Regions from separate parts of the Mus musculus genome. Here region 1 is linked to region 2. A link is a contact called in ENCODE POLR2A ChIA-PET data. All regions are on one chromosome and are shown on one strand. Each heading gives the region's core, a stretch centred on a gene start or an enhancer-like site at or near the end of the contact. The rest is flanking DNA. Distances are from core to core; before and after follow the strand shown. Region 1 holds the start of Tmem259 (transmembrane protein 259). Region 2 holds the start of Med16 (mediator complex subunit 16).

Region 1 (4,424 bases), core at 397-2,896, 75 kb before region 2:
AAGCGCCCCGCCCTTTTCCTGGCCGCCCAGTCCGGATGCAGAAATTCTCATCTTGTTCCATCATACAGATGCTCCTAGTCCTTCCTTCAAGCTGGAGGTATATAGAAGGCGCACAACGTTAGGGCACGGTGCATACAGAGACAGCTCTGCTGCGTCCTAAAAACAGACAGCTTCCTTCGAGTGCGCAGTAACCGGTCAATAAATGCCCTTGTTCAGGCAAATTGTACGGGAATGTGGCAGCTATAGTAGAAAAGGAGACTTCAAAGGGTCAATTGCGTTATTTTGAGATGAAACAAAATATGGAACGCTTCACGAATTTGCGTGTCATCCTTGCGCAGGGGCCATGCTAATCTTCTCTGTATCGTTCCAATTTTAGTATATGTGCTGCCGAAGCGAGCACAAGCGACGGTTTTTTGCCTCAGGTATTTAAAGGCAGAGAAGCAAATTACTTTTCACATACAGTAATTATGATTTTTTTTTGTTTTTGTTTGGATAAAGTAACGTTTTCACATGTCAAAAAGAAAGGCTACCACTCATAACACCGCTCAGAATAATTATCTATCCGCGTGAAAGCTCACATTTAACTAATTAATATAGCTGTCTGGGAGAAGCTTGTGCCAGCGAAGCCTTCTGGGAAGTCATATGCAAATTAGACAGGCACTACGAGGCTCCGCCCCTCAGTGGTAGCCGGATCAGCGCGGAATCCGTGATACTGGTGCGATGGTGAAACTGTCTGCTAGTAAACTATCCATGGAATTTCGCCCTTCAGCGCTGCGGCCGCCAATGAAAACATTATGCTAATGAGCAGTTAGGAAGCCCTGCCTCCCAGGGCAGGGTGGGTAATGAGTCCTCAGCAGACCCCGCCCCTAAGTGAGGCTGTGGCCAGAGTGAAGCCCTATGTAAATAGGCCTTACTAAGTGCGTCTCCGCCCCCTCTAATTCTCCGCCAATAGGAAACCATATACAAATACGACGGGCAACGTCGCCCCGCCCGCAGGTGGATGCAAATGTTTTAGCTTGTTTCTGAGACCACGCCCCACAGATCGCCCACCGCTAACCTGGATCCCTCCACAAACCAAACGAATTACACCCGACACTGCCGCTCAATGCTTAAGATAGAGCTCTGGGCTAAAGACATGGCTAAGAGCACTGACGCCTCTTCCAGAGATCTTGAGTTGAAGTTCCAGCCTCCGTTATGGTGGCTCACAACTCCTTTCTGGTGTATCTGATGCCCTCTTCTGGTGAGACTGAAGACAGCGACAGTGTACTCACATATATAAAGATAAAGCTCAATGCAAATGAATCGTGACACACGACTCCACCCCAGGCCGTGCCACAGTATGTGGGAGTGAATATATGCAAACAAACGGGGCTGCTCTTTAATGCACTCCGTGTAGCCCCTGCAAATTGCAAGCTCACTGCAAACGAGACCGGACAAAGCTTGAAGGAGCACTAGGAAAATAAACTGAACTCCATGGTACTCTGCCCTTTAGCGCTGAGGCGACCCGCATGAAATGTGTAAAGTCAGGCTCCGCCCACTACTCGTGGTGCCCGCCTTTCGGCCCTGAAGCCCGGCCTCCTCGGGCGGCCGCGGCGATCCCAGCGTGCCCCGCGCACGGGCGGCGCTCTGGCCCGGCGCTCTCGCCGGCGTCGCGGGCCGGACGGACGCGAGCAAAGGGGCAGGCGGCGGCGGCGGCCGGGGGCGGCGGGGGGGATCCGGCGGCCGGGACGCGGCGGGGGTCAGCCGGCGGCCGCCGGGGTGACGCGGGGCGGTGATGTCGGAGCACGCGGCAGCCCCAGGGCCCGGGCCCAACGGCGGCGGGGGTGGTGGCGCGGCGCCCGTGCGCGGCCCTCGCGGCCCCAATCTCAACCCCAACCCGCTCATCAACGTGCGCGACCGGCTCTTCCACGCTCTCTTCTTCAAGATGGCCGTCACCTACTCACGCCTCTTCCCACCTGCTTTCCGCCGCCTCTTTGAATTCTTCGTTCTGCTCAAGGTGACCTCTGACCCCTGACCTCTGACCCCTGACCCCAGCTGTCATCCGCTCGCCCACCCCCGGCAACTTTACCACTTGGCTCCTGACGCCTGGATACCCTGATACCACTCTTACAGATGCTATCTCTGGTCCTCACTTCCTCAGCTCTCAGGCCCCGCCTCCTGCCCTTTGGCCTCAGTCTGCCACTTGGGAGCCTAGGCCCCAAATTTTTCCACTCAAGACCAGAGCCCAGTGTCCTCTTGGAGTAGGATTTTGGACTCGAGGTCCACCTTCCCACCTGTCACTCCCATCCTGTCCTGCACCTCCACTGAGAACAATATGGTCATTTCCATTCCATTCCTGACTTTCCACTGTAGACCACCTCCTGTGCTGGAGGCCCTGTCCCGCCTGTCATTTCTATTCTACCCTGATTCTCTCAGTCCAGTCTCTACTAGTCAGTCCCATTCCAGCACACCCTGAACCAACCCCCTGGGGACAGCCCCCTACCCCCCAGTGTCACTGCTCAAATTTTCTGTTACTTCACTGTTTTCAGACTCTTGCCAGGTTTTCTGTGGCTTTGGGTGAGGTCATCTCACTAGGGTCAGCCACAGAGTCACAGCCAGATTGGCCAGGGACCTCTACAGCCAGCACCTGCCCTGGCTGTGTCTTCTTCATGTGCTCCCGGGAGATCCCGGTTCTCGGTCACAAAGGCTACTCGAGGGATGGCACCAGGCTCTCTCTGAGGAGCTGCCTGGGCCTTCTGGTGTTGGGGTCATGGCTTGGTGGCTGGCATGCTGATATTGGAGGGCATTGGTGAGTTTGGGACTCACTCCTGGTGCTTCTCAGAACTGAGCGTTCGGGGGTTTCATAGGTAGATCTAGCTTGAGCTCAAGACAGCTGTGGGCATCCCCTCAGGCCCCAGTTCATTGGCTGCAGATGAGCCCATGCTCCATCTTCCTTCCTGCCCTCCACACCCTCAGGGCTCCGGGTGGGTGCCCAATGTCTAGTCAGAGACAGGGTCGGCTGGATGACAGTAGACCTTATCCTCTTTCTTAACTGGGATAAACAAGCCACACAGCAGCTGGTTTCTGGAGCTGCTGACGTTTCTGGGAGCCCATTTGCTGTGTTTCCTGCCCGTCCTGCCTGCCCAGCTTCCACCCAACCTTCCTAGAAGGGACGCCTCACAGCCAAGGCCTGCTAGGCTTGTACCACCCTGCGCCCTGTTCCCACCCCAGCCTAGGTGTCAGCTCCTACAGAGGCCCAGAGAAGAACTGTTGGGCTTGGTATCTCCTCTGCTGGCTTCAGAGCCTCAAGGACCGAAACTGGGCAGCCATGGGATAGGGGGGCACAGCATGGTGCCTTAGACCTTAGGATGTGGCAGGGGTCAGAGGGCAAGGAGGTATGTGGCACCAGCTCAAGTCCCTGCACCAAGTGGATTTGAGCCCTGAAAGGTGCTAAGTGGCACCCTTGGGTGGGTCATGATCTCGTGGAGATCCTGGCTGAGGCTGGTATTTGGTTTTGTCTTTATAGTGTAGAATAGAGTTTATTCATGGCTCAGGGAAGGGAGTTAAGAGTGTAATAGAGAGCCAGGCGGTGGTGGCGCACGCCTTTAATCCCAGCACTCGGGAGGCAGAGGCAGGCGGATTTCTGAGTTCGAGGACAGCCTGGTCTACAAAGTGAGTTCCAGGACAGCCAGGGCTACACAGAGAAACCCTGTCTCAAAAAAAAAAAAAAAAAAAAAAAAAAAAAGAGTGTAGTAGAGATAGAGAGTAGAGAAGTCGAGGCCGGCCACAGCCGTGAGCATGGGGAGAGAGGGGGAAAGGAAGAGCCCAAGAGGACAAGAGAGAAGCAAGCATATGAGTGAGGCTGGTATTCTGACCCCAGTGCAGGCTTCCCATTGGTCAGATGAACTGACAGCCCAGACACAAGACTGGGGTGACAATGCAATACTCCATCCCACCCCCGCTTACAGGGTAGGAGGTTTCCCAAGAACCCTAGGTCTTGGCATTGAGGTGTCTGTAGGAGGTGATGGTGTGCAGCCCCACCAGGCCGGTATAACCAAGTTCAGTGCCTGTGTATGTGGCATCAAGTGGGCACATGAGGGAGGAGTGCCCAAGGGCCTGAGTGGGGTGACTGGCACGAGTCAGTGACCAGTGAGGACTCGTGGGCTGGCCACAGTGGCCATGGTGGGAAGAGAGGACCCAGGCTATAACCCCTGTCCAGTGGCTATCTTATGTTGACTCTAGATGCCCAGTAGGTGGAACAGGACCTGGGATACAGTTCCTGGCTCTTGGATTGGACTGGGAGGAGTGACTGCTGCGGTCTCAGCCTGGGCTGCTTGGCCTTCAGTTCACCTGATACAGAAATGATTTCTTGCCCAGGGTGAACCTCACAGTTGACAGGGTGGGTGCAGCTTCAGGTGTGGCTCGCTGGAGACTGTAGCCTTGGT
Region 2 (4,353 bases), core at 263-2,762:
TCTGTCTGTGTGTGTGTGTGTGGCGCACATGTATGCACGCCATGTGCCATGAACCTGGACAAGCATTGTCTCAAGGGCTCATTTTATGCTTTTTTTTTTTTTTTTTTTTGGTGATGTGTGTATCTTGTCCCCAGCTCCCTAGGCCCTGCCTGCCTTTCAGACTGTCCTCTCCTCCTCCTTCTCCCCTCTCCTTATGCCAGGGGTCCAGGACTTCCAGCCAGAAGCCTCTGACCTTGTGTTCCCTGTCCCCTCCCCTGTCCCCTCTGCTGCTCAGCATAGCTGTGGTCACTGCAGAGGTCTTATATGTTCAGCAGGCCTGGCCCTCCTTCCCTTCCCCTTCTGTGTGATTCTTTGAGCTTGGGGGAAAGGGACGATTTTAATAAAGCCTTGGTGCTCGAGTCCTGTCCCCGTGTTTGTCTTTAGGTTTGGTGGGGGTGGGTGAGACTGGGAGATCACTGAGGGCACGAGCTAGCAAGCTGGACACGGGGGAACCTCAAAGTCTCTATAACATTAGTTCATTTTACAACATGTAAAATGCTTAAAGATGAGGTGCCAGGTTGGGGTTCGATGGGGAAAGCAATTGGTTAGCATGCTCAAAGCCCTGGGTTCCATCCCCAGCACCATTTAAACCACATGGTGACCAGTGACAAGTGATTTTGAGGCCAGCCTGGGCCATGTGGTAGACAGGTCTCATTGTTGGACACCTCTGAATCCTAGCACTCAGGAGCCAGAGGCTGATGGATCTCTGTGAGTTCAAGGCCAGCTAGTCTACATAGCCAGGGCCATACAGTGAGACCCTGCCTCAAACAACAGTCACTTGAGGGCCAGCAAAATGGTTAAGCACGTTAAGGTGCTTGCCGCCAAGCTTGATGATCTGAGAGCAAGAACCAACTCCTTGTCCTCTTACGTGCACTGTGGAAGGCACACTTATACACACACACACACACTCACACAGGAGCCCGTGGCTTGGTGGTACACCTCTGTCATCCCAGTAGGTAGGTAGAGGCAGTCACTGGAGAACCTCATCAGTGTCAGGCCAACCTGAGCTATACAGTGAGCAACGAGCTCTGCTGTCAAGAAACAAAATAGAAAAAACGTGAGTGAGCCTCCAATAGGATGTTAGGGTGCTTGTCAGTTCCTCTGAGGAACAAAATATGGAACGCTTCACGAATTTGCGTGTCATCCTTGCGCAGGGGCCATGCTAATCTTCTCTGTATCGTTCCAATTTTAGTATATGTGCTGCCGAAGCGAGCACAAACAAGGCTTTTCTCCAAGGGATATTTATAGTCTCAAAACACACAATTACTTTACAGTTAGGGTGAGTTTCCTTTTGTGCTGTTTTTTAAAATAATAATTTAGTATTTGTATCTCTTATAGAAATCCAAGCCTATCATGTAAAATGTAGCTAGTATTAAAAAGAACAGATTATCTGTCTTTTATCGCACATTAAGCCTCTATAGTTACTAGGAAATATTATATGCAAATTAACCGGGGCAGGGGAGTAGCCGAGCTTCTCCCACAAGTCTGTGCGAGGGGGCCGGCGCGGGCCTAGAGATGGCGGCGTCGGATCCCGGGCGTTGGGGCGAGTGTGGACCGCGGCCGCCGGGCCGACTGGGCGCCCGGGGCGGACAGGTTAGTACGGCGTGCGGGGTACGGGACTCGTGGCTGGTGCGTTTCAGGCTAAAACCGCGAGCGGAAGGCCGAGGGGCGGGGCTTGCGGGGTCAGAGGGCGGGCCTGGGAACAAAGCTTGCTGGGTAGAGGCCGTTGTGGGAGGGATGTGAATAGGGGGAGCCTAAGGCGACGGGGTTGAGGAGGGGGCGTGGTCCGAGGGGCTGAGCCTCCCTGGGAGGGGCGTGGCCTGAGTTCAGAAGTTGGATGGAGGGGCAGAGTCTGAAGAAATAAGACTGATAGAGAGGGATGTGGCCTAGGGAGCGGAGTCTAAGGTGGGCCGGGGTTGGGGGTGCTAAAGATCTGAGATCGATGCAGAGAGGTGACCTAGTAGTCACAAGCTGAGCAGAAACTGAGGCTGAATTTACCAGTTTGGTTTGGAGGCGGAGCCTAGGGTGATTAGACAATGTGGGTGGAGCTTAACGAGCTTGGGCGGGAGGTGGTGGAGGTGTGTGTGTTAAGACTCAGGATTTAGCCGGGTGTGGTGGTTCACGCCTTTAATCCCAGCATTTGGGAGGCAGAGGCTGCGGATTTCTGAGTTCGAGGCCAGCCTGGTCTACAACGTGAGTTCCAGGACAGCCAGAGCTATACAGAGAAACCCTGTCTCGAAAAACCAAAAAGAAAAAAAAAAAGACTCAGGCTTTTTGCCAGGCGCACGCCTTTAATCCCAGCACTTGGGAGGCAGAGGCAGGCGGATTTCAGAGTTCGAGGCCAGCCTGGTCTACAGAGTGAGTTCCAGGAGAGCCAGGGCTACACAGAGAAACCCTGTCTCAAAAAAAAAAAAACAAAAAAAGGCTCAGAATTTGAGCCTTGGATGTTAACTTGTTGAGAGTATTGTGTGGCATGGGCTGCTGCGGGGTCTAAGCTACTAGGTCCCAGGCAAGGCTTGGAGACTGAACTAGAGTGTAGACTGAGGCCCAGACTGAAGTGGTAGGGGTGGGCCCGGTTGTGTGTGTGGAGGGTGCTTAGCGTTTGTAGGCTGAGCTCAGGCTGATCTGGGTTGCCTAGGGAGGAGTGACCCCAGGCGGGGCATCATGGATTTTATAGCAGGGCTCTCGCTGGAGAACATTCTAGACACCCTTTAGCTGGGAGCTGCTATAGAGCACTGCCTCCCTTTTCCCCAGGAGCCAGGGACCGTGCTGGGTGCGGTGGGTATGATGGACCTGGCCTATGTGTGCGAATGGGAGAAGTGGGCCAAGAGCACGTACTGCCCGTCGCTGCCCCTGGCTTGTGCCTGGTCCTGCAGGAACCTCATTGCCTTCACCACAGACCTACGCAATGATGACCAGGGTGAGTGCTGGCTCTCCTTACCTGGCTAGGACCTGGGGATCAAGACCATGTGGGTGGGCTTGCCAGGTGTGGCTCCACTGTGCCTCAGATCTGGAAGGCTCGTGGTGGCAGAGCCAGACACTCTGATGCCAGTTAGAGGGTTTTGAGAGGCCAGGGAAAGCAAGGTGGGAGAAGAGACATACATACACTGCTCACCATCTTCCAACAATGTTAAGACATGTGGCTGCACAGGATGCCCTGTCCAGGGACTAGCAGCATGGCGGAGCTTATAGGAGAGGTGCACTGTGGGTGGGGACACAGGCACTTCGAGCTACACTGACCTCAGTGTTCTTTTTCCACTGCAGATCTGACACACATGATCCATATCCTAGACACGGAACACCCCTGGGAAGTGCACTCTGTCAGCTCTGGCCACAGCGAGGCCATCACCTGCCTGGAGTGGGACCAGTCAGGTGAGGCCAGGGGGTGTGCTCTCAGTCCAGAGCCTGGCGACAGCCACCACCCGCTGGGAGTCCAGAGTGGGGGGAAGGCCCCTGACACAGCTCTCTGGTCGCAGGGTCCCGGCTACTGTCTGCTGATGCTGATGGACAGATCAAATGCTGGAGCATGGCTGACCACCTGGCCAACAGCTGGGAGAGCTCGGTGGGCAGCCAGGTGGAGGGGGACCCCATCGTGGCCCTGTCCTGGCTGCACAACGGTGTAAAGCTGGCCCTGCATGTGGAGAAGGTGAGCGTACCACTGGGGGACCTAGGGGTAGGTGGATGGAACCACAAGTGTGCAGCTCCCGTGCTCACTGCCAATTGCTGTGGGATACCTGTCAGTACCTGCCATCCCTGAGCGCCCCTGACCCTGAAGCTCCCCTTTAGCTATGTTCCCTCCCTGTACAGTGAATCTGTTTAACAGATATCTCGTGTCTGCAGTGGAGTCTTAAAATGGCTGCTATCTCCAACAAGTTGCCTTTGTAACCAGCCAGTGACTGCTGTTCTCAGATTCCAGTCCACTTTGATTTAATGACAACCCAGAATCCCCCTGGCCGTCTGCATCCAGAGTTCAGCCAGTTAGAAGTGGGAGCAGAGTTAGACTCGGGGCCTCTGGGAGTCCTTTTTACTCAGTAATGGAGGGAAAGGGGCAGCCTGTGAGGAAGGAGGCACAGCACAGCCTCCGTTCTGTGGTTGCTGCAGGTCTGTGGGGCCAGCAGCTTCCACATTGCCCGCCTCTCACCCAGTACAAAAGGCTGGGCCTGGTGTCACAGCCCAACCCCAGTACTCACGAGGCAGACAGCTCTCTCTGAGCTCAAGGCTAGCCTGGTCGACATATCCAGTTCCAGGGCAGCCAGGGCTACACAGTGATACTTGGTCTGCCAAATTTAATATAAGGGCTAGAGAAGAAGGTTG

What was found. ChIA-PET counts read pairs that join two places held with the same protein, here RNA polymerase II (POLR2A).
Region 1: POLR2A ChIA-PET joins it to region 2 with 34 read pairs in Patski. The contact joins the promoter of Tmem259 here to the promoter of Med16 in region 2. POLR2A ChIA-PET finds 5 or more read pairs at or near these places in 4 of 5 experiments (Patski and embryonic stem cell).

The regions. Positions count from the first base shown.
Region 1 is chr10:79,981,482-79,985,905 of GRCm38, reverse strand. It overlaps Tmem259 (transmembrane protein 259), which reads left to right and starts at 1,646. Exons shown (of 11, transcript NM_001003949.4): 1 at 1,646-1,996. The coding sequence starts at 1,775. It overlaps Gm26243 (a small nuclear RNA gene), which reads right to left and starts at 400; the gene lies at 294-400.
Region 2 is chr10:79,906,097-79,910,449 of GRCm38, reverse strand. Med16 (mediator complex subunit 16) reads left to right here and starts at 1,512. Exons shown (of 15, transcript NM_198107.2): 1 at 1,512-1,632; 2 at 2,794-2,959; 3 at 3,304-3,411; 4 at 3,516-3,685. The coding sequence starts at 1,555. It overlaps R3hdm4 (R3H domain containing 4), which reads left to right. Exons shown (of 8, transcript NM_177994.5): 8 at 1-398. It overlaps Gm24019 (a small nuclear RNA gene), which reads right to left and starts at 1,255; the gene lies at 1,149-1,255.